Linked DNA regions of Homo sapiens: regions 2, 3, 4 and 5 are each linked to region 1. The links are chromatin contacts, found by Hi-C or POLR2A ChIA-PET in ENCODE. All regions are on one chromosome and are shown on one strand. Each heading gives the region's core, a stretch centred on a gene start or an enhancer-like site at or near the end of the contact. The rest is flanking DNA. Distances are from core to core; before and after follow the strand shown.

Region 1 (4,208 bases), core at 1,354-3,853:
AAGGATAGAGTTGAGTTCTGTTTGGTGGGCCCTGGGTTTGAAGACAGATAACTTCGGCTCTCTGGCCTCAGTGTCTTCATCTGTAAAATGGGACTAATAAAGGCCCTTATTTCCTGGGCTGTTGCTTTGGACTCTAGCAGCCAGCCTCTTTCCCATCTCCCCTCTCCAAGTGGAGCTGAGACCTCGCTGTTTGGGGAAATTTGGGTCAGAGAGAAGAAAACAGGGATTTGGCCTCCTGGGCCAGGTGCACAGTACCTCCGCCTTCTCTTGAAGGAACCTAGACTTCGATGCCAAGCCCTGCAAGCAGGGAGGACGAAGAAGGCATCTTCCCAAGTCAAATGAAGAATCCCCTGCAAGTCCCTATGGTCCTACAGGAAGGCGAGACACTTACCACACAATCATCCCAAAATTTACTGGGCTCAGGACAGTGCCAGAGCCCTGAATGCTCACTCAGTCACTCAATCAACATGTGTTCATTGAGTCCCTGTCTATCAGTCAGGACTCTCCTGGTTGTGAGTGGCAGAAACCCAGATAAAACTCCTAAAGCAAAAAGGGGTAGTGATTGGTTCCTGGAACCAGACAGTCCAAGGGGTGGTTCAGGCAAGTCTGGATCTAGGGCCTTGGTGACGTCATCAAGAGCTGCCCTGCTCCATCCTGGTCTCCACCTTCCTTCCTGTTGGCTTCCTTCTCAGGCAGGCTGTCCCCTCGTGGTGACAAAAATGCCCGCCATCTTCTCCAGGCCGAGCTCCTCGAGAATCCCAACAAGATCCCAACAGGGAGAGAGCACCTCTTTCCCAGAACTTCCAGCCAAAGTCCAGGGCTGATGTGAGTTGGTTCTGGTGACCATGGCTGATCCCCCAGTCAAGGAGACTTGGGCCTCTCATTGGCCAGCCCCAGATCCCAGCCTCACTCCACCACGAGGGCTGTGGCCAGCCACCTAGCTGCTGACATGGGGAGGCCATAAATGACAGATTTACTGAGCCCTTGTAAATTACTCTGTGCCAGACATTGTTCCAAGAGCCAAAGATACATATAAACCTCACAAAATCCTGTTATCTCATCAGGCAGGTGAGGTGAGATCGAGTTACTTGGTCCAAATCACACAGCTGGGAGATAGCAAGGCTGGGCCTCAAACCCAAGCACTCAGGATGCCTGTTGCTTAGTGATGTTCTCTGCCAGGCATCAGCTCCACAAGGCTGGCTTCCTCATTGCTGTTGTCTGGAATCATGCTGCACCTGACCAGGCTGTGGGGACTGGCTCCGTGGTTGTGTTAATTTGCTGTGGCTACTTTAATAAAAAAAATTACCACAAATTTCATGACATAAAAGAACACAACTAGGCCAGGCGTGGTGGCTTCAACACCTATAATCCCATCACTTTGGGAGGCCAAGGCAGGTGGATCACTTGAGGCCAGGAGTTTGAGACCAGCCTGGCCAACATAGTGAAATACTAAAAAATAGAAAAATTAGCTGGGCATGGTGGTGTGCACCTGTAGTCCCAGCTACTCAGGAGGCTGAGGCACAAGAATCACTTGAACCCAGGAGGCGGAGGTTGCAGTAAGCTGAGATCACGCCACTGCACTCTAGCCTGGGTGACAGAGCAAGACTCTATCTTGACAAAAAAAAAAAAAAAAAAAAGGACACAACTGAGTCAGATGTGGAGGTGGCTTTACACCTGTAATCCCAGCACTTTAGGAGGCAAGGCAGAAGGATCCTTTGAGCTCAGGAGTTTGAGACCAGCCCTGGCACCATAGGGAGACCCCATCTATAAAAAAAAATTAGCCGGGTGTGGTGGTGTGCACCTGTGGTCCCAGCTATTCGAGAGGCTAAGGTGCGAGGATCACTTGAGCCTGGGAGGTAGTGGCTTCAGGGAGCCAAAATGGACCCACTCACTCCAGTCTGGGTGACAGAGCAAGACCCTGTCTCAAAACAAACAAACAAGAAAACACAACTGTATTCTCTTATCATTCTGGAGGCCAGAAGTCAGCAATCAGTTTCACTAGGCTAAAGTCAAGGCGTCAGCAGGGCTGGCTCCTTCTGGAGGCTCCAGGGGCTATCCTTGCCTTTACCTGCTTCCAAAAGCCACATACACCTCTTGGCTCATGGCCCTTGCTTCCATCTCCAAAGCCAGCAGGGTAGCATCTTCAAATCTCTTTCTCTCTGGTCTTCTGCTTTGTCATCCTATCTTCTTTTGTCTGAAAGACAGACAGGAGGAGGAGATCCTCTTACAGAGCCTGCTGTGATTACATGGGGCCCATCTGGATAATCCAGGATACTCTCCTCATCTCAAGGGCCCTAACTGAATCACATCTGTGAAGTCTCTTTTTTGCCATGTAAGGTCACATTTACAGGTTACAGGGATTAGGACTTGGATACCTTGAGGGGCCAATATTTTGCTTACCACAGTGGCAGAGTATGTGGGCTCTGAGCCTGGAGATGGCTCTTGAATCTGGGTAGCTCAGCCTCTAAATTGCTGTGTCACCAAGTGATTTAACCTCCCTGTGCCCCAGAGTGCAGAGATCAAGAGGTGTGGGAGCCCAGCATTTTGAGGAAATGAAAGCAATTCAGGCTGATGGAGGATGGGTGGAGTGGAAGAGGCCTTTGGCCTCAAGCCCATGCTCTGAGTCAGTTTCCACGTCTGTACAACGGAAATGATAACGGTCTCTTCTTCATAGTGCTGGCTGTCATAGGATTAAATGAGTTAAGACTTGTGAAATGCTGAGCACGATGCTTAGCACAGAGACGGTGCTCAATAAATGTTGGCAACTTGATATTGTCTTAGTTTGGGTTTCCTCAAAAGCAGACCCAAGTCCAGGATTCACATAGGAGTTATTCATTTGGGAAATGATTCCAAGAAGTGCTGGCAAGGGAGGTGGGAGGTGAGGCTGGAAAGACAGGAAGCCCACAAAAGGTGCATTCATGAGTGGGCTGCTCCTGCGAGCAGCTGGAGCTCCATCCTGCAGGGGAACCTAAGGGCCAGGTAGAGTGTACCCTCCAAGGCATCTGAAGGGCTGGGGCCTGCATTTACCAGTAGTCATTGGTTGAGGGCTTACTGAGGAGGGGCTGTTAACTCACCACCCTCCGGCCGACCATGTGTGCAAGCACAGCCAGCTCCTGTGATCAGAAAAAGTCACGGCTGCATGGCCAGATGTGGTGGCTCAGGCCTGTAATCCCAGCATTTTGGGAGGCCAAGATGGGTGGATCTCTTGAGGCCAGGAGTTTGAGACCAGCCTGGGCAACATGGTGAAACCCCCTCTCTACGAAAAATACAAAAATGAGCTGGGTGTGGTGGCGTGCTCCTGTAGTCCCAGCTACTTGGGGTGCTGAGGCAGGAGGATCGCTTGAGCCTTGGAGGTCGAGGATACAGTGAGCCATGTTCCTGCCACTGCATTCCAGCCTGGGTGACAAAGCAAGACCCTGTCTCGAGAAAGAAAGAAAAGAGAGAGAGAGAGCGAGAAAGAAAGAGAGGAGAGAAGAAAGAAAGAAGGAAGGAAGGAAGGAAAGAGAAAAAAATCAAAGAAAAGGAAAGGAAAGAAAAAAGAAAAGAAAAGAAAAAAGTCATGGCTGCTGGCGGCTAAGGTGAGTGGTGTAGGCTGAAGGGGCATGGTGGGGGGCATTGAGTGTGCTGCATACATCACACAGGACCATCCCCACCCAGGAGCCTTGATCGTTGGGACCAGGATCTGGTGACTATAAATAAAGGGACATGCGCAGAAGAGTCTGGCTCCTTCTGTCTTGGAAATGGGGCCTGAGCCTTCTGAACAGTTGGGAGAGGTTTTAAACCAGTTTCATTTCCTTTTTCCAAGATGTAGCTGTTGTCTAGGGCAGGCCGAAGTGGGGGTGTTAACAGATTTAACAGAGTCCCACTGGTCCTGGTGAGGTTTTCATGGCAGGTGGCTGGGAGGCCGGCTCTGTAGTCCAGCACCTCAGGGCCTGAGAGGAAAATGGTGTCTGTGGACAAATGCTGGGAACACCAGTCACATCTCTGCTTTGTCCAGGGAAGCAGAGGGGCCATGAAGGGCCATGGAGGGCAAGTGATGAAGGGCAGGAAGGAAGACGACCTTTTAAAAGAACACAGGCGGCTGGGCGCAGTAGCTCACGCCTATAATCCCAACACTTTGGGAGGTCGAGGCAGGCGGATCACGAGGTCAAGAGATTGCGACCATCTTGGCCAACATGGTGAAACCCCGTCTCTACTAAAAAAAAAAA
Region 2 (3,978 bases), core at 1,200-3,699, 430 kb after region 1:
GTCAGGAGATCGAGACCATCCTGGCTAACATGGTGAAACCCCAAACCCCGTCTCTACTAAAAAAATTAGCCGGGCGTGGTGGCACGCGCCTCTAGTCCCAGCTACTAGGGAGGCTGAGGCAGGAGAATCGCTTGAACCCGGGAGGCGGAAGTTGCGGTGAGCCGATATCGCGCCACCGTACTCCAGCCTAGGTGACAGAGACTCCGTCTCAAAATAATAATAATAATAATAATAGTCCAATATATAAAGCTAGTAATATAAACAATACATTTTACATGACAACACTTTGACTGGAGAAAGTGTTTTCAAGCGTAAGCACAGGCTTTGGAGTCAGGCAGACCTGGGTTTGAATACTCATTTCACCATTTATAGCAATGTGACCTGCAAAAAGATGCTTTTCTAGCCAGTTTCGTACTGGCAGTCACTGACAATACCATCCACCTCATGGGCTGTTGTGTGGAGTCAATTAAATGATCTTATAAGGTGCATGAAACACCTTAGGTACTTAAAAAATGGTAGCTGCTCTTCTTATTATGAACAAAATCAATTACTTAAAAACTTTAACACAAGAATGACATCTATAAAATGGGAATAGGGGACTTACTGTGAAGATTCAATGAGCCTATGATTTAAAAAAAACTAGTTTATATTTATGGAGCACTTCAAAACACACCACGCTCTTAAATTTTAAGTACTTTAAAATGTGCCAGAACAGTGCTTGGCAAGTAGTAAAAAACATTAGCTACTATTGTTCTTGCATTTAGCGTGTGTCCCTCTCGCTAGATTGTAAGCACTGTAAAAGTCCCTGCTAGTCTTGTTCAAGGCAACCTGCAGTATGGCAGGCACACCAGAGGTGTTCAAAAAATATCTGCTGAATGAATGAAGAGTAAACTTTGTGCTGAAGATACAAGGGCAAACACACCTTTCAACAATATCTGGATACTTTCATCGCACTTTTAACCCCCACCTCATTCCTCGCCTTCCTGGCCCCTAAAAGTGGGACAGTATGTGAAGAGACGGGCGGAACTACTTTACCTGAAGAACAGAAGATCTCTGGAGCACCTTCTCCTGCGCTGATGGGTACAAAACTAGTTTCTCCAGCAGTTCTTTGTGAAGTGGGTCGGACTCGAGGGCTTCGTAGAATGAAATGTCATGCTGGCTAAGAAGGCTGAACTTAGACTTTCGGTAGAAAGTGGCCAGGCCTTCGTGCTGCTTGATTCGAAACACCCCCTCGAGCCCGAAGGCCTCTAGGGCGGGTACCAAGCTGTCAGAAAACACTGCGCGGTCAACCTCCTGCAAACAGATGACATCGGCGTTGTAGCCGGTGAGTTCCTTCTGGATAAGGTTCTGGCGGTAGTCGAGCTCCAGGGCGTAGGGGGCACAGTATGGGTACAGAACCGTTCGCGAGAACTCAGTCTGCGCGTACGTGTCTGCCAGGATGTTGTAAGAGACAGTGCGGATGAGAGCGTCCTCAGTCACCTTCTTCGTGTAGAGATGCCGGTGGTCAAAAGTGCAGGTGCCAGGCCCAGCCTCTACCACACACACACTTTCCAACTCCCGGCTGTGCCCAAAGCGCTGCCCATCGCCTGGGGTGCAGTGAAGCTTGAGCCTTAGCCCGATGTCGGCATTGGACGGGGTGTAGACACGCTCCTCCACATCAGTCTCAGTCCAAGAAGAAGAAGGTGAGGAGGGAGACAATGACGAGGGGACACCGACCTCGGGCTCCGCCGCTCCGGGCTTGGCTTCCTTATACCAGCGGAAAAGGGAGCTGGCGGGATCCCCAAATTCGAGGCTGAGTTTGGGGCACACAGGGAACCCGGCCATGATGTAGCGCGGCAACTGCAGTTCGGTGAAGGCGGGCGGGTTGCGCTCCACCTTGTACTTAACATCGCCGATCTGCAGCACCGCGCCGTCTTGCCAGGCATCCACGTTGAGCACGTCCTCAGCCACTGCCTCTTCCCGGTAGTACAGCTTCACCACGGGCTCGCAGAACACAGCCGGCTCAGGCCCCGGCCCTGAACAGGCCGCACCGCCGCTAGCATTCGGCCGGCTCTTCCTGCTCTTCTTGGCGGCGGCCGCCTTAGCGTGACCCTTTAGGGCATTGGTAGCGATGCGGCTGAGGACTCGACCCAGCGGCTCGCTCTGGTCGCGCTGCATGTTCTTGTGGCTACCATCAGCCAAAGCGAATGACAGGCTCAGCTTGGGTTCCGAAGGTACGCAGCGCACTACAGCGCGCTCCATCGCTCCCGCCGCTGTCTGGCTCCCCGCTTCAGCCCGGCTCAGCTTCTCCACCGCCGTCCGGATCACCCGAAGCGCGGCGCGGGCGCCTGGGAGCCTCCACATGAACCTGGTGGCCTAGCGGTCGACAAGACCCGCGGCCGATCAGCGGCCTACTGTCAGGTGGAGCTGAGGAGCCGAGGCCGCCGGCTTTGACTCATTCAGATCTCGCGACTTCCGGCTAGCGAAGAGAGGGAATGAAGTGCTTCCGACTCGCACTTTCGCCTAGCGCGTGGGCACGCATGTCTGTAATACTCTGAAGATTAATTTTTACCTACACGATAGGTCAGAATTATAGGGAAGTGAAGAAAATATAAAGGTGTCAGAGGAAAATACTAGATTCCACGGTTTTGTCGAAAGTGCATGCTGGTGACGGGAGGGCATGCCCTCCAAGCCGGAAGTGGATAGGGTGGTGTCACGTGTTCCGCTTCGTTGGAGGAGGTGGACACCTGTCTTGGAATCTTGGCTGACCAGCTCTCCTCCCTGCGCCCGGGACTGGACTGCGCTAGGACGTGGAGGCCTCCACCCGGATTGCGAGCTTTACTCGCAGTGTGGAAGGTGTTGCCCATTTCATCTCCACAGCTTTGCCGACCCTGATCGCTCGTTTCGGTGGCCTGGTGGGTTCACCCCAGGCTGAGCCAGCGCCTACGCACCTCTGAGCAGAGCCTTTGTGGTAGTTAACAACGAACGATATACAATAACTCCGTTTAGTGAGCGCAGACTATGCGAGAAACGCTACACACACTATCTTATTTAAGCCTCATAGTTCTTATGAGGTAGGTCTCTTTATCCATCGCTTTACAGATGCAGAGTCCCGAGATATTACCTGCTCAGGGTCACACAACTATTAATTGGCAGAAAGAAATAGTACTGACAAACTGCGGAAGGCTGTTTGTTATTTTTTATTAGAGACAGGTTGTCACTTTGACGCCCAAGCTGGAGTGCAGTGGCCTGATCATAGCTCACTGCCCCCTCGAACTCCAGGGCTCGTGCGATCCTCCCGCCTAACCCTCTCAAGTACAAACAGGCAAGAGCCACCCAGTGTTTATTTTTAGTTAGTAAATAGGAAGACTCTATTTAGTTACTACATTTAACAAATAAAATTACAGGATCTCAGTTAAATTCAATTTCAGATAAGGAATAATAATGGGGCATATATTAAGAAATAGTTGTTTATCTGTTTATTTTATTTTTTTATTTTTTAGGTAGGGCCTTGCTCTTTCACCCAAGCTGGAGTGCAGCTGTGCGATCTTGGCTTACTGCAACTTCGGCTTCCAGAGTTCAAGCGATTCTCGTGCCTCAGCCTCCCAAGTAGCTGGGACTACAGGCACACACCACCACGCCCAGCTAATTTTTGTATTTTAGTAGAGAAGGGCTTCACCATGTTTCCTGGGCTGGTCGCGAACTCCTGGCCTCAAGCAAGCCCCCCGCCTTACCCTCCCAAAATTCTGGGATAACAAGTGAAAACCACCTCCCCTGGCCTAAGGAATCGTGCACTTTATTGCTATTTCTTTTAAAGGTCTTAAAGACGCCGGGCCCAGTGGCTCACGTCTGTAATCCCAGCACTTTGGGAGGCTGAGGCGGGTGGATCGCCTAAGGTCAGGAGTTCGAGACCAGCCTGGCCAACATAGTGAAACCCCGTCTCTACTAAAAATACAAAAAATTAGCTGGGCATGGTGGCGCACACCTGTAATCCCAGCT
Region 3 (3,992 bases), core at 95-2,594, 450 kb before region 1:
ATCCATAGAAGGGAATGTTTGGAATGTCTTGGGGATGGGTGGAGACTGGGTGCTCAATTGTCCCATCTGACCCCCAAGGGCCAAATTAAGACTAATGAGCTTCCAGAGGTTGTCCCTATGGCCAAGTGTTTGGCACCTCCCCATAAGGGAGGAGACCACCCCTCATATTGTCTTATGCCCAATTTCTGCCTCCAAAGAAAGAAAAAGTAAAAACTAAAAGGCAGAAATGAAATCCACAAACAGACAGCCTGGTGCCACACCCTGGGCCTGGTAAAGATCGACCCCGACCTAATCGGTTATGTTAACTATAGATTACAGACATTGTATAGAAAAGCACTGTGAAAATCCCTATCCTGTTCCAGTCTAATTACCGGTGCTTGCAGCCCCTAGTCACATACCCCCTGCTTGCTCAATCAATCATGACCCTCTCACGCACACCTCCTTAGAGCTGTGAGCCCTTAAAAGGGACAGGAATTGCCCATTCAGGGAGCTCGGCTCTTGAGACAAGAGTCTTGCCCATGCCCCTGGCCGAATAAACCCCTTCCTTCTTTAACTCGGTGTCTGAGGAGTTTCGTCTGCGGCTTGTCCTGCTACATCCATAGGGCCGCCCTTCTCTAAAGTTGTTGTAACCTTCCCCCAAGCAGGAATCCACTTCTGCTTTAGGAAGCAGTGGGAAAAAGACCATGCTTTAGAGTCAAGACAGTCCTAAATTAAAATATCGGCTCATTTAATCAATTTCTGCTTCAGTTTAACCGTCTTCAAAATGGAGATAATAATAACACTAATTACCCAAGTGGGGTACTGTGAGAATGAGCTATACAGCACATATCTCAATGCTTGGCTCACAGTAGGTGCTTAATGCAATCAATGAAAGCTATGATGTGCATTATAAGGAATCAACAGACAGCACTGTCCAGGGAAGACTAGACTCACTCATGAAGTGTTAAGTTCCCCATCAGTAGAGCGTGTGCAAGCACTTCTTGGTGCCCAAAGGATTCCAGCACCCACAACAGGTTGGCCTAACTCTTAAGGTCTCTCCAGCTTCCAGAGATCATGCTCCTCAGGGTCTGACTTCTAGTCCCCACGCTTCAAGTAACACCGACCAGGCACGTGTGCCCAGCGTGCACCCCGCCTGTCGGTCACCGCCTACTGTCAATAAAGTTGATTTGAGGCGGCTCCAGGCAGAGGGGCACGGCCACCCACACGCCACCTCAGCCCGGCCCCGCGGCCCCTCACCCGGTGGGCGGGTGGGCGGGTCACGCAGCCGGCGCGCCTTGCCATTGGCCCGCGCCGGTGGAGGCGGGGCCTGCTCACGTCTGCCGGCCCCTCTGTTGTCGTTTGGCAGCGGATAGAGGACACGACCAAGATGGCGGCGGTGTCTGGCTTGGTGCGGAGACCCCTTCGGGAGGTAGGCAGCAGCGCGCGGCCTGTATTCCCACGCGACCCCTGCCCACCCTGCGTCCCGCCGTCATCTTCCTCTCTCCCTGCCAGGTCTCCGGGCTGCTGAAGAGGCGCTTTCACTGGACCGCGCCGGCTGCGCTGCAGGTAACAGGCGCGGGTGCTCGTCGGACGAGGGCGGGGAGGGTCCCCCCTTCTCTCGGGAAGGAGGCCGGAGTCGCGCCTGCGCTGTGGCCTTCCGGCGCCGTGGGCCTTGGGTTTGCGGAGCCAGCATCCTCCGTGGAGCTCCTGCTGCCTCTGTCGCCGCCTGGCAATTAGCACACCGGCGAGTCACCACCTCACAGCTGGCTGGGCAATGGGGGAAAACTAAGACTAGGCGTTTCCTCCCTCACTCCATGTTTTTTTCTTTAAATTGCAGCAAAATAGACCTAACTTAAAATGTACTTTTTAGAAGTGTATAATTCAGTGGCATTAAGTACATTCACCATGTTGTACAACCATTAACCACCATCCATTTCCAGAACTTTTTAATCATCCCAAGCAGAAACTGTCCATTACTCGGTAACTCCTCATTTCCCTTCCCCAAACCCCTGGTAACCCCTGTTGTACTTTTCTGTCTTTATGAGGTTGCCTATTCTAGAACTTCTTATAAGTGGCATCATTTGTCCTTTTGTGTCTGGCTTATCTCAGCGTAATGTCCTCAAGGTTCATCCATGTTGTAGCATGCGTCAGAGTTTGATTCTTTCCTAAGGCTGAATAATATATATATGTATATTTTTTTGAGATAGTCTCCCTCTGTCACCCAGGTTGGAGTGCAGTGGCGCGATCTCAGCTCACTGCAACCTCCACCTCCTGGGCTCAAGGGATTCTCGCGCCTCACACTCCTGAGTAGCTGTGATTAGATGCCGGTGCCACCACACCGGGCTAATTTTTGTATTTTTAGTACAGACAGGGTCTCACCATATTGCCCAGGCTGGTCTTGAACTCCTGGCCTCAAGTGATCTGCCTGCCTTGGCCTCCCAAAGTGCTAGGATTACAGGCATGAGCCACCTCGCTCAGCCCGACATTTTCTTTTTTTTTTTTGAGACGGAGTTTTGCTCTTGCTGCCCAGGCTAGAGTGCAGTGGCACTATCTCAGCTCACTGCAATCTCTGCCTCCTGGGTTCAAGCAATTCTGCCTCAGCCTCCCGAGTAGCTGGGATTACAGGCACCCGCCACCACACCCGGCCAATTTTTGTATTTTTAGTAGAGAATGGGTTTCACCATGTTGGCCAGGGTGGTCTCGAACTCCTGACCTCAAGTGATCCACCTGCCTTGGCCTCCCAGAGTGCTGGAATTACAGGTGTGAGCCACCGTGCCTGGCCTTGTTTTGTCTATTGTGAGTAATGCTGCTGTGAACATTGATGTGCAAGTATATGCTTGAATCCCTGCTTTCAATTATTTGGGGCATATACATAGAAGTGGAATTGATGGATTGTATGTTAATTCTCCTCTCCTTCCTTTTTTTAACTAGATTTTACCATTCATTATATTAAAAGAGCAACTCCTACATTCTGGATGCAAAGTATTTGGCAGTACTTGGCACCTAGTGAGCACTCAGTACATTAACACATGCAAAGACCAACTATGTGTAATAGAAATGTTACTTTTAGAATTCTTTGAGTTTTTAGAGAGAAGCTTGTTCTAGTGTTTTTATATTGTATGCTGTGGGCAGCCTAGGTAAATATAAAGGAAGAAAATCTTAGTTGAATCCCAAACAATTCTGTATTGACTGTTTTTGCATACCTGTGACAGGTGACAGTTCGTGATGCTATAAATCAGGGTATGGATGAGGAGCTGGAAAGAGATGAGAAGGTATTTCTGCTTGGAGAAGAAGTTGCCCAGTATGATGGGGCATACAAGGTAACTAAAATATATGAAAGTTATACAAAATTGAGGTCACTGTTACCCCCAGATACACTTAAGGGATCAACTCTTAATTGTAGGTTAGTCGAGGGCTGTGGAAGAAATATGGAGACAAGAGGATTATTGACACTCCCATATCAGAGGTAAGCCTTCCAGTGGGAAGCAGACCCTGGAGGGCATGTCTGTTAGTGTCCATTATCCTCATTTTTATGGATTTTCACTTATGTTTATATTTTACTTTATAGATGGGCTTTGCTGGAATTGCTGTAGGTGCAGCTATGGTATGTAATACTCTTTATGAAACTTATCCAAAGACATTTCTTGTTTTCTTTTTTTTTCTTTTGAGACAGAGTCTCACTCTGTTGTCCAGCCTGGAGTGCACTGGCACCATCTCAGCTTCCAGGTTCAAGCAATTCTCCTGCCTCAGCCTCCATAGTGGCTGGGGTTACAGGTCGCGCCACTGTGCCTAGCCAATTTTTGTGTTTTTAGTAGAGATGGGGTTTTACCATGTTGGCCAGGCTGGTCTTGAACTCCTGGCCTCAAGTGATCCGACCGCCTTGGCCTCCCAAAGTGCTGGGATTACAGGCGTGAGCCACTGTGCCCATCCCCAAAGAGATTTAACATCACCTTTTAAAAACATCATTTGGGAAAAAAAAAAAATACCAAGTAGGTAGATGTGGTGGTGCTTGC
Region 4 (4,557 bases), core at 920-3,419, 290 kb after region 1:
TTGCAGCCTTGACCTTCTGGGTTCCAGTGATTCTCCTATCTCAGCCTCTCAAGTAGCTGGAATTATAGGTGTGTGCCACCATGCCCAGCTAATTTTTAATTTTTTTTTAAGAGACGGGGCCTCCCTATGTTGCCCAGGCTGGTCTCAAACTCCTGGACTCACGTGATTCTACCGCCTCAGCCTCCCAACGTGCTGGGATTACAGGTGTGACCCACTGTGCTTGGCCACAACTGGTGTTTTGAGATCATTAATAATTAATAATGAAGTAGCATCTGGTAAAATGTGTACATTAGGATAGCTTAGCTTTTCCCAACAGTCAGTGAGGTGAGTTAGTAATCATCACTCTCATTTACCAGAAACTGGGTTTTGGAGCAGCTTGCCTACCACGATCGTGGTAGATTCTAGCTGGCACTAGAATCCAGAACTTTTGACTTCCACGCCAGTGTTCTTTCTAATACAAAAGGCTACTGTTCTTTCCTAATACTGGGTTTAGAGCCTTACTTGATCGCAGAATACAGTTTTTCCTCTTTTAACCACAGCAGTTCTCTGGAGTAGGATGGCAGGCTACTTTGGCCAAAGACTTGGCCTCTAACTTAAGTGCTGTCCCTAAGTTCATTTTTGTCTAAAGGAAGTCTCCAGCAAACGTCACTACTGATGTCTGTGCATACTTGACCACCTCCTTGAAAACAGGGACGCTAACACTTGCTCCAAAAAAAAATTCTAAGAATGTTAAGAGGGCAGTATTTGTCAAATGGAATGGATTTCACTGGGCAGTGCAGCAAAATGCTTAAGTTCTGCCGTGTTTTTTGTTTTGCGTTGTTTTTTAGAGACACAGTCGCGCTCTGTTGCCCAGGCTGGAGTGCAATGGCTGTTCGCAGGCGCGATCATAGCGCGCTGCAGCCTGGAACTCCTGCTCAAGCGATCCTCCTTGAACTTAGCCGGCCTCAGCTTCCCAAGAACCTGGGACTACAGGCGTGACACCTCGCTGGTTTACTCATTTTTCTGTTGAGGTATTATTGTGTGTTTCCTACTTTTACTATGCTATTTATACTCAACATAGTAGGTGCTGAATAAATACTAGTTAGTATCCTGGCTGGTCCAATACTCAGTAAAAACTGATCTCAGAATACGAAGCTGCTTGAGACCAGGCCCTTGCCCCAGTGTTCAGAGATCCACAGGTTGCTGTGGAGGCCAATCTGCCCAACCTGGAGTTCCAGAAAGGTCTGGGGATGTGTGTTGAGTGAGTCACAGACAGCCAAACTAAGAAAGGAGGAGGTGGTAGGGTGGGGAGGCCTTGCTGGAGAAGGAACAGGTGAGTGAATGCACAGATCTCTGAATCAGCAAACTGAATGAGTGAACCGCAAGCCGATATCGGAGTTGTCATACTTGTTGGGCTAGTCATGTAACCTCCAGGACCTCCATTTCCTTATCTGTAAAAAGAAATAAATAGTCTACTTATTTGCGATTATGTGAAGATTCAATAAGGTAATATTTGTAAGTATTCGCACTTGTACTTGGCATATCAACTGGCACAAAGTAAGCGTTCAATGTTAGCCACCGTCACCATTATGCGTTCATATATTTTATTTTTATTTTTTTGAGACGGAATCTCGCTCTGTCGCCCAGGGTAGACAGAATACAGTGGCGCAATCTCAGCTAACTGTAACCTCCTGGGTTCAAGCGATTCTCCTGCCTCAGCCTCCTGAGTAGCTGGGATCACAGGCGCGCTCCACCACGCCTGGCTAATTTTTTCGTATTTTTAGTAGAGACGGGGTTTCACCATGTTGGTCAGGCTGGTCTCGAACTCCTGACCTGATGATCCGCCCGCATCGGCCTCCCAAAATGCTGTGATTACAGGTGTGAACCACCGCGCCCGGCCTACGCTTTCATAATTTAATAATACCTTATAATAATTATGAACTGTGTCATTCCACGAATAATTTATTCCCTGGTCGTTGACTGCGAACGAGGTTGACAAGGATTCATAAACAGCCATTTCAGTCCCAAAGAGCTTTTAGACAAGGAAGCCAGGACCGGCTTCACAATCCGAGACAAGCGGCAGCGTGACGTCCCCACGTCCGCTCCCAGGGTCACGTGACCCGCAGCCCCGCCCGGACTGAGTGGGTCCCCAGCGGCTGCGACAGCAGCGTCTGCGCCTGCGCGGAGGCAAGCGCGCTCTGCGGCGCGGTCCGCTGTGGAGGCGGCGCGAACGGTCAGGGGGCGGCCGATGGCTTTGAGGGGCCCTGCGGGCTTGGGGCCCGGCTCTCGAAGGCCGTTGGACGAAGCGGTGGCAGGGGCCGAGGGCCGCGAGGCGCCGGCCCTTGTGGCGGCGGGAGGCGCGCCAGAGGACGATGAAGAGGACGATGGCCGTGGCCGGGGCCTGCTGCGCTGGGACAGCTTCTCCGCCTGGCTGCACTGCGTGTGTGTGGTGGGCTTCGACCTGGAGCTGGGCCAGGCCGTGGAGGTGAGGCCCGGCCCCGCCCTTTCTCGGCGCTCCTCCCCTGCGCCGGGGCGGCTGCAGCAAAGCCAGCGGCCCGCGGGCTGACCGGCCAGGACCCTGTCCGCGGCGCATCCGGGCGTGGCCAGTCTCCCCTCCCGCGCTCTTTCGGGCTGCGGTCCTACGGCACTTCCCGTGGGAGGATCTTGGGCTGCGGCTAGGGGTGAAAAGTTCTCTCTAGGCCCCTCCTAAATACTTGTTGATGTTCATCCTGTTCTTTCTTTATTTCTTTTAAACGCAGAGTCACAGAATTAACTAAAAGGGTTAGTAGCACCCACCCGGAGAAGCCCGCAGGCAGGATGTTTGTTTGGTACTTTTTCAAGAACAATGCCCATAACAGATGATGAACTCTAGTAGCCGAACTTGCACAACCAAGTTTTAAGGCTCAGATTGTTTTAGTCATTTGCAGTAACTGTTTGAGCGTTTCCCTCAGCCTGAGTCGAAATGCTTATCTCAGCACGCATTTTCTCCCTTTCCTCCTTTTGTGCCTCATTTCTGTTTTTTTTTTTTTTTTTTTTTGAGACGGAGTTTTTGCTCTTGTTGCTCAGGCTGGAGTGCAATGGCGCGATCTTGGCTCACCGCAACCTCTGCCTCCCGGATTCAGGCAATTCTCCTGCCTCAGCCTCCCGAGTAGCTGGGGTTACAGGCATGCGACCATGCCCGGCTAATTTTGTATTTTTAATAGAGACGGGGTTTCTCCATTTTGGTAAGGCTGGTCTCGAACTCCCGACTCAGGTGGTCTGCCCGCCTAGGCCTTCCAAAGTGGTGGGATTACATGCGTGAGCCACCGTGCCCGGCCTCATTTCTGTTATTTTTTTTTATGTTGCCTCTGGAACAGTTGGTGTGAAACTACTGTCAAGATGAATATAGGGAACATCATTTGCTTGTCAATCAGTCAACTTTTCCATTCTTATGTATGGCCCCTTACCGAAAGGCTTTAGAAACATCTATTCTTGACGTTGTTGAAGGTCTTTTTAGCATAAGGAATTGCTTGCTTTCATGTGTCCAAGGAAATTGTTATCAGAAGGGCGTTTGTTTAGACGTTTTGGTTTTGGTTTTTTTTTTTTTTTTTTTTTTTTGGTATTGGTGACAGATTTCGATTTCATTAATACTGTAGTGGCCTGGTTGACTAAGAAAATTGGCTAGGGGTAGTTTTCTTAATGCGAAGCTACTGCTTTCGTATTCGGCCTGCCTTCTGGATGTTTTATTATAACACAGTTCAGCGACATTAAGTTTCCACTAAGAACCAGGCATTATGTTAGTTGTGGAGCATACAAATAGGATGTGCTCTAATCTGTATTTGTAGATTGAGGCAATAATTTAGAGGAGAACCAAGAATTAATCATAGTAGCTGATAAGGCCAAATGCAGTGCCTGGCACCTAGTGGCATTCTATAAATACTTTTGATAGAATAGGTGAATATGTGAGCAATTCTTTATCTTATTAAAGTAAGAAAAACAGTTCCCAAAGATTTTGAGTAAGAGATTTATAAGCCATTTATTATTCACCTTGCCATGTTAACCTGAAGTTATATGTACAGCAAGATACAATTTAACCAGAAAGCATAAGAATGGGTTGTTGTAGTTGATTGTGTTTTTAAATAGCTAAAGGAGATTCTTTTGGATTCTCATTATTTGGGACATTCTTTATAACGTGAATATGTTTTTTGACCAAATAAACAGAAAATATATTTGAGATGCTGCAAAAATGTGAATTATTAAAGGACTTATTTTGAATTTCATTTTCCATAGTGTATGCCACTGTATAGAGTTTTTTCTAGGTCAGGAGTTCTTAACCTTTTGCTTCCTGGATCTTTTAAAAATATGAACATTGTGAATTTTCCACTAGGAAAAGGCTGAGTAAGATGAAATCATGTATGTGGTTCCATATATGTGGTTTCCAGCTATTTAAGACATAAACCTAGTAGGGCTTCAGAAAATGGCTAGAGTTCAGAACCAGGGAAACCTCTTGGTTTTGCTCTTTTTTTGTGTGCAGATCTTGTTTATATTTCATGTTCCCTGCAAACTGCCTTCTTCCCCTTCTCTGATTTTTTTTTTTTT
Region 5 (4,157 bases), core at 1,021-3,520, 370 kb before region 1:
AACCTGAAGGAGGAGCTGGTCACTGTGTCATGATCAGCCACAATGTGCCATCCCTCCTCCATAGCACAGCCACAAGTCCCCAGCAGGGGAGGGCACACATTTTCCAGTCACAGAGATCTGGAACGAAGCCCAACGACTGCTTATTAGCTTTGCAGCCTAACTTCTCTGTGCTTCAGTTTCCTCACCTGCTAAATCACACCTTCAGAGTCATGGTGAATATGAAAGAAGACAGTATATTTAGAGCAGCCAGCACAATGGCCAGCTTTGTAACTGTTTTCTTCCCTGCTAAGAAAATAGCAAACACAAAGTGTCTGCAGGTGAGTATATCACGACTCTAATCAGCAAGCACAGAAGACGGTGGCAGCACTGTGAAGAGCACCCAGAAAAAACAAAAAGCAGCCATTCTCTTTAAATATGAGAAACAATTGTATCAGTCTCTGATTTCTAAGAAGGAGTACCATGACTCCAGCCTCTGTTGTCCTAGATTCTATGCCCACTTTTGGCTATTTTTTTTTTCCTACGTTTTTCAGGTTATCCTCAATGAGCATAAATTATTTTTACAATCAGGAAAAACAATTTTTGGAAAAGTTTCTCAGTTTGCTACACATGTAATTTAAAACATGATACTTTAAAATAAGAAATCCTGGCCAGGCACGGTGGCTCACACCTGTAATCTCAGCACTTTGGGAGGATGAGGCAGGTGGATTGCATGAGCCCAGGAGTTCAAGACCAGCCTGGGCAACATGGTGAAACCCTGTCTCTACAAAAAATACACACACACACACACACACACACACACACACACACACAAATAGCTAGCTGTGGTGGCGCACACCTGTAGTCTCAGCTATTTGGGGGGCTGAGGCGGGTGGATCACTGAAGCCCAAGAAGGATCATTTAAGCCCAGGGAGATGGAGGCTGCCGTGAGCCGTGATTGCACCACTGCACTCCAGCCTGGGCGATAGAGTGAGACCCTTTCTTGGAAAAATAAAATAAATTAAATAAGGAATCCTGAGTAATAAAGATTGAGATCATCTGAGCTTGGGTAAGAGCCTGGTATGTTATCAATGATAAATGCACCTTTTTTCCTTTGACAAGGGAGCTTTTGGTCATTTTACTACTCATCAGTACTTTCTGTGCTGGGGAGACTGGGAAAACAGAAGATGAAAGTAAAGTAAAGGAGCTCTTCTACTTGTAACAGGGCTGCTAAAGCATTTAGTGGGAGAGAAGCTTGAAACTATAGGCTGAAGTCAAGCTAGAAGTCCCTACTGGTTTTAATAATGGTCACCATCACTTAGGATAACGTACATATAAATCTATCCTTCCTACTCTGAGAAGGTTGCTGTGTCATCCTGAGACACTAGCTCCAATTTCATAACCAACTGTGGAAGTGACCACAGTACACATGCCATGCAGACACATATCTTCAGAGAGGGAGGTATAACTGCTCTGCTTATGGGGCACTTACTCTCTGCCTTCTAGCCCTCAGTTTACTCCATCTCCCAACAATGTCTGAAGGGAGGCGTCACTACATCTCTTATACAACAAAAACCCTGAAGCTCAGAGAGGGTAGATGCCTTAAACAAGGGCGCACCACTAGTATGTGATGAGAATAGACTCCACCCCAGGCCAGTCTGACCCAGGGGCACAGCGGTTCCTACCTTCTATGCCCTTGGACACAATACTTTCACATGCTCCAAGGACTCATTTTGATGAACAGAGTGCAGCTGGACAGGCAGAACCAGTCTATCAAGTCAGGGGGAAGCTGACAGGGTGAAGGGCAGAGTAAGGACAAGAACCCGGGCCTGGAGAATATGAGTTACTATAGCAATAGAGCTCTCAGAATACCACAACCACCTGGTTTTAATACCCCTATACTTTGCAGCCTACCTCCTACTACATGGACACAAACTGCTGGAGCTGAATGTAATGTGAGCACCACCTAGAAGTTATGTACAAGTAAGAAACTATTTTTTCTCCAAAATGTTAAGCAAGCCCCATAATGTACATTAGGCAGTTAAGAAGCAGTCGAAAGGAACATTTTTATAAGAACATGCCTAAAGTGGACATCAGGTTTATGTGATCCTCAGCAATTTGAATAGTAGTTAATTTCAGTTGTACAAAAACGGAACAGGGTCCTCCACAAAGCTGTTTTGCTTCTACACTGTGCTCCTGTTAAACTCCCCAAGGTACTAATAACGGTTGCACCTCAGTGAGCTTCCTTCCTGTGTGTTACTCTTAAAAACCACAGAGGCTCTGGGACTCAGTAGTCACAAAACCCCAATGGCTGCAGGGCTAGCAGGTTCTATCCGTTAAGCTCAGTCTTTCTCAACCAGTTCAGCAGTTTGAAGAGAGCAGTGACCTAAGGCTTGATATCCAATATGGTAGCCACTATGCACAAGGGACTACTGAGCTCTTGGAATGTGGATAGGGTGACGAAGGGACTGAATTTTTAGCTTAATTTTATTAGCCTAGTGGCTAAAATACTGGATAGTGTGCAGTTACAGACTGTTTATTTGCAGGTATAAACACAGATATTTATGAAAATGTGGCCAGGTGCTGTGGCTCATGCCTGTAATCCCAGCTCTTTGGGAAGCCGAGGAGGGTAGATCATTTGAGGTCAGCAGTTCAAGACCAGCCTGGCCAACATGGTGAAACCCCGTCTCTACTAAAAATACAAAAATTAGCCAGGCGTGGTGGCAGGAGCCTGTAATCCCAGCTACTCAGGAGGCTGAGGCAGGAGAATCGCTTGAACCGGGGAGGCAGAGGTTGCAGTGAGCCAAGATCACATCACTGCACTCCAGCCTGGGCGACAGAGTGAGACTCCGTCTCAAAAAAAAAAAAAAAAGATATTTATGAGAATGAAAGCATACTAAACATAGTGTGTTATGACTTGCTTTTTCTCTCACTTAATATAACATGGATCTCTCTCCATAACAACACATTTGGGATTTTATTTTTAATTTCTTTTGGAGATGGGGTCTGGCTCTGTCGCCCAGGCTGGAGTGCAGTGGTACAACCATAGCTCACTGCAGCCTTGAACTCCTGGGCTCAAGTGATCCTCCCACCTCAGCCTCCCTAGTAACTGGGGCTACAGGCATGAGCTACCATGCCTGGCAAATATTTTTAATGTCTGTATCTCTGCTGCCTAGTAGCCACAAGCAATATGTGGCTACTGAGCATCTGATATGTGGCTAGTCCCAATTGAGATATGCTGTAATTGTAAAATACACACCAGATTTCAAATACTTTTATGACAAGAGGAATGCAAAACATATTAATTAAAAAAAAGTACAGACAGGGTCTCACTCTGTTACCTAGGCTGGAGTGCAGTGGTGCAATCATAGCTCACTGCAGCCTCCACTGCCTGGGCTCAAGGGATTCTTCTACTCAACCTCCTGAGTAGCTGAGACTACAGGTATGCCACCACACCTGACTTTTTTTTTTTTTTAAGTTTTGTAGAGACTAGATCTTGCTATATTGCTTAGGCTGGTCTCGATCTCCTGGCCTCAAGCAATCCTCCCTCCTCAACCTGCCAAAGTGCTGAGATTACAGGCATTAGTCACTGCACCTAACATAGTAATAATTTTTATAATGATTCCATGTTGAAATTATAATATTTTGGATATATTGGGTTAAATATATTATTTAAATTAATTTCACCTGTTTCTTTTTACTTTTTTAACATGGCTACTAGAAAATGTAAAGTTACATATGTGGCTAGCATTATACTTCCATTGGACAGCACTGCCCTAAGGCCTCTGTCGTATGTAGTGAATTAACTCCATCCCTATGCAGCCAGAATGGAAGAACTGAGAAAACGGTCACACAAATCATTGTCTGGTTCTGTGGTTCAGAAGGAGACCACTAGCTTGTCCTCTTTCAACCAATGCTTAGTGGAGCCATCAATCAGGTCCACCACTCTGTAGGCCCTGACAACAGATCAGCTTAGGGATGGCTGCCAACTCTTACCTCTTTCATTCAAAGTTCACTAGTCAGCTGGGCACGGCAGCTCACACCTGTAATCCCAGCACTTTGGAAGGCAGAGGTAGGTGGATGACTTGAGGTCAGAGTTCAAGACCAGCCTGGCCAACATAGCAAAACCCCACCTCTACTGAAAAGACACAAAAATTAGCCGGGCACGGTCTCACGCGCCT

The links. A loop is a pair of places that touch in the nucleus more often than their neighbours do. ChIA-PET counts read pairs that join two places held with the same protein, here RNA polymerase II (POLR2A). Pooled maps may share reads with other maps.
Region 2: a pooled map shows a loop between it and region 1 (6-fold over the local background). The contact joins the promoter of PDE12 here to the enhancer-like site in region 1. A Hi-C loop is called at or near these places in 1 of 37 single-sample maps with no recorded cell type and 6 of 50 pooled maps. POLR2A ChIA-PET finds 5 or more read pairs at or near these places in 2 of 52 experiments (H1 and WTC11).
Region 3: a loop to region 1 is called in a pooled map, with 4 times the contacts of the local background. The contact joins the promoter of PDHB here to the enhancer-like site in region 1. A Hi-C loop is called at or near these places in 2 of 37 single-sample maps with no recorded cell type and 4 of 50 pooled maps. POLR2A ChIA-PET finds 5 or more read pairs at or near these places in 2 of 52 experiments (PC-3 and activated T-cell).
Region 4: a pooled map shows a loop between it and region 1 (5-fold over the local background). The contact joins the promoter of DENND6A here to the enhancer-like site in region 1. A Hi-C loop is called at or near these places in 1 of 37 single-sample maps with no recorded cell type and 7 of 50 pooled maps. POLR2A ChIA-PET finds 5 or more read pairs at or near these places in 4 of 52 experiments (H1, HEK293, PC-3 and 1 more).
Region 5: a loop to region 1 is called in a map with no recorded cell type, with 6 times the contacts of the local background. The contact joins two enhancer-like sites. A Hi-C loop is called at or near these places in 1 of 37 single-sample maps with no recorded cell type and 2 of 50 pooled maps. POLR2A ChIA-PET finds 5 or more read pairs at or near these places in 1 of 52 experiments (activated naive CD4-positive, alpha-beta T cell).

The regions. Positions count from the first base shown.
Region 1 is chr3:57,982,331-57,986,538 of GRCh38, reverse strand. It overlaps LOC105377104 (a long non-coding RNA gene), which reads right to left. Exons shown (of 4, transcript XR_940874.3): 3 at 2,069-2,194; 4 at 1-1,284. Among named protein-coding and RNA genes, the nearest start is that of FLNB, 24 kb to the left of the region's middle. Within about 2 kb of position 2,603, at least 19 of the 41 ENCODE cell types and tissues checked have a DNase peak (open chromatin) inside an H3K27ac peak, as active enhancers do; they include PC-3, where a contact is called at or near this core.
Region 2 is chr3:57,554,745-57,558,722 of GRCh38, reverse strand. PDE12 (phosphodiesterase 12) reads right to left here and starts at 2,449. Exons shown (of 3, transcript NM_177966.7): 1 at 1,036-2,449. The coding sequence starts at 2,343. It also overlaps a transcript of DNAH12 not described here. RefSeq lists enhancers at 1-619, 1,516-1,685, 2,176-2,955.
Region 3 is chr3:58,431,184-58,435,175 of GRCh38, reverse strand. PDHB (pyruvate dehydrogenase E1 subunit beta) reads left to right here and starts at 1,344. Exons shown (of 10, transcript NM_000925.4): 1 at 1,344-1,408; 2 at 1,492-1,545; 3 at 3,192-3,299; 4 at 3,383-3,445; 5 at 3,548-3,583. The coding sequence starts at 1,367. It overlaps LOC107986092 (a long non-coding RNA gene), which reads right to left and starts at 1,581. Exons shown (of 4, transcript XR_007095933.1): 1 at 934-1,581. RefSeq lists enhancers at 1-326, 1,369-1,588 and a silencer at 1,069-1,308.
Region 4 is chr3:57,690,689-57,695,245 of GRCh38, reverse strand. DENND6A (DENN domain containing 6A) reads left to right here and starts at 2,169. Exons shown (of 20, transcript NM_152678.3): 1 at 2,169-2,464. The coding sequence starts at 2,228. DENND6A-DT (DENND6A divergent transcript) reads right to left here and starts at 2,041. Exons shown (of 2, transcript NR_135550.1): 1 at 1,904-2,041; 2 at 1-1,430. RefSeq lists silencers at 2,170-2,269, 2,380-2,619 and an enhancer at 2,341-2,841.
Region 5 is chr3:58,348,049-58,352,205 of GRCh38, reverse strand. All of the region lies in intron 1 of PXK (PX domain containing serine/threonine kinase like), which reads right to left. Among named protein-coding and RNA genes, the nearest start is that of PXK, 17 kb to the right of the region's middle. RefSeq lists an enhancer at 2,421-2,700. Within about 2 kb of position 2,270, at least 9 of the 41 ENCODE cell types and tissues checked have a DNase peak (open chromatin) inside an H3K27ac peak, as active enhancers do.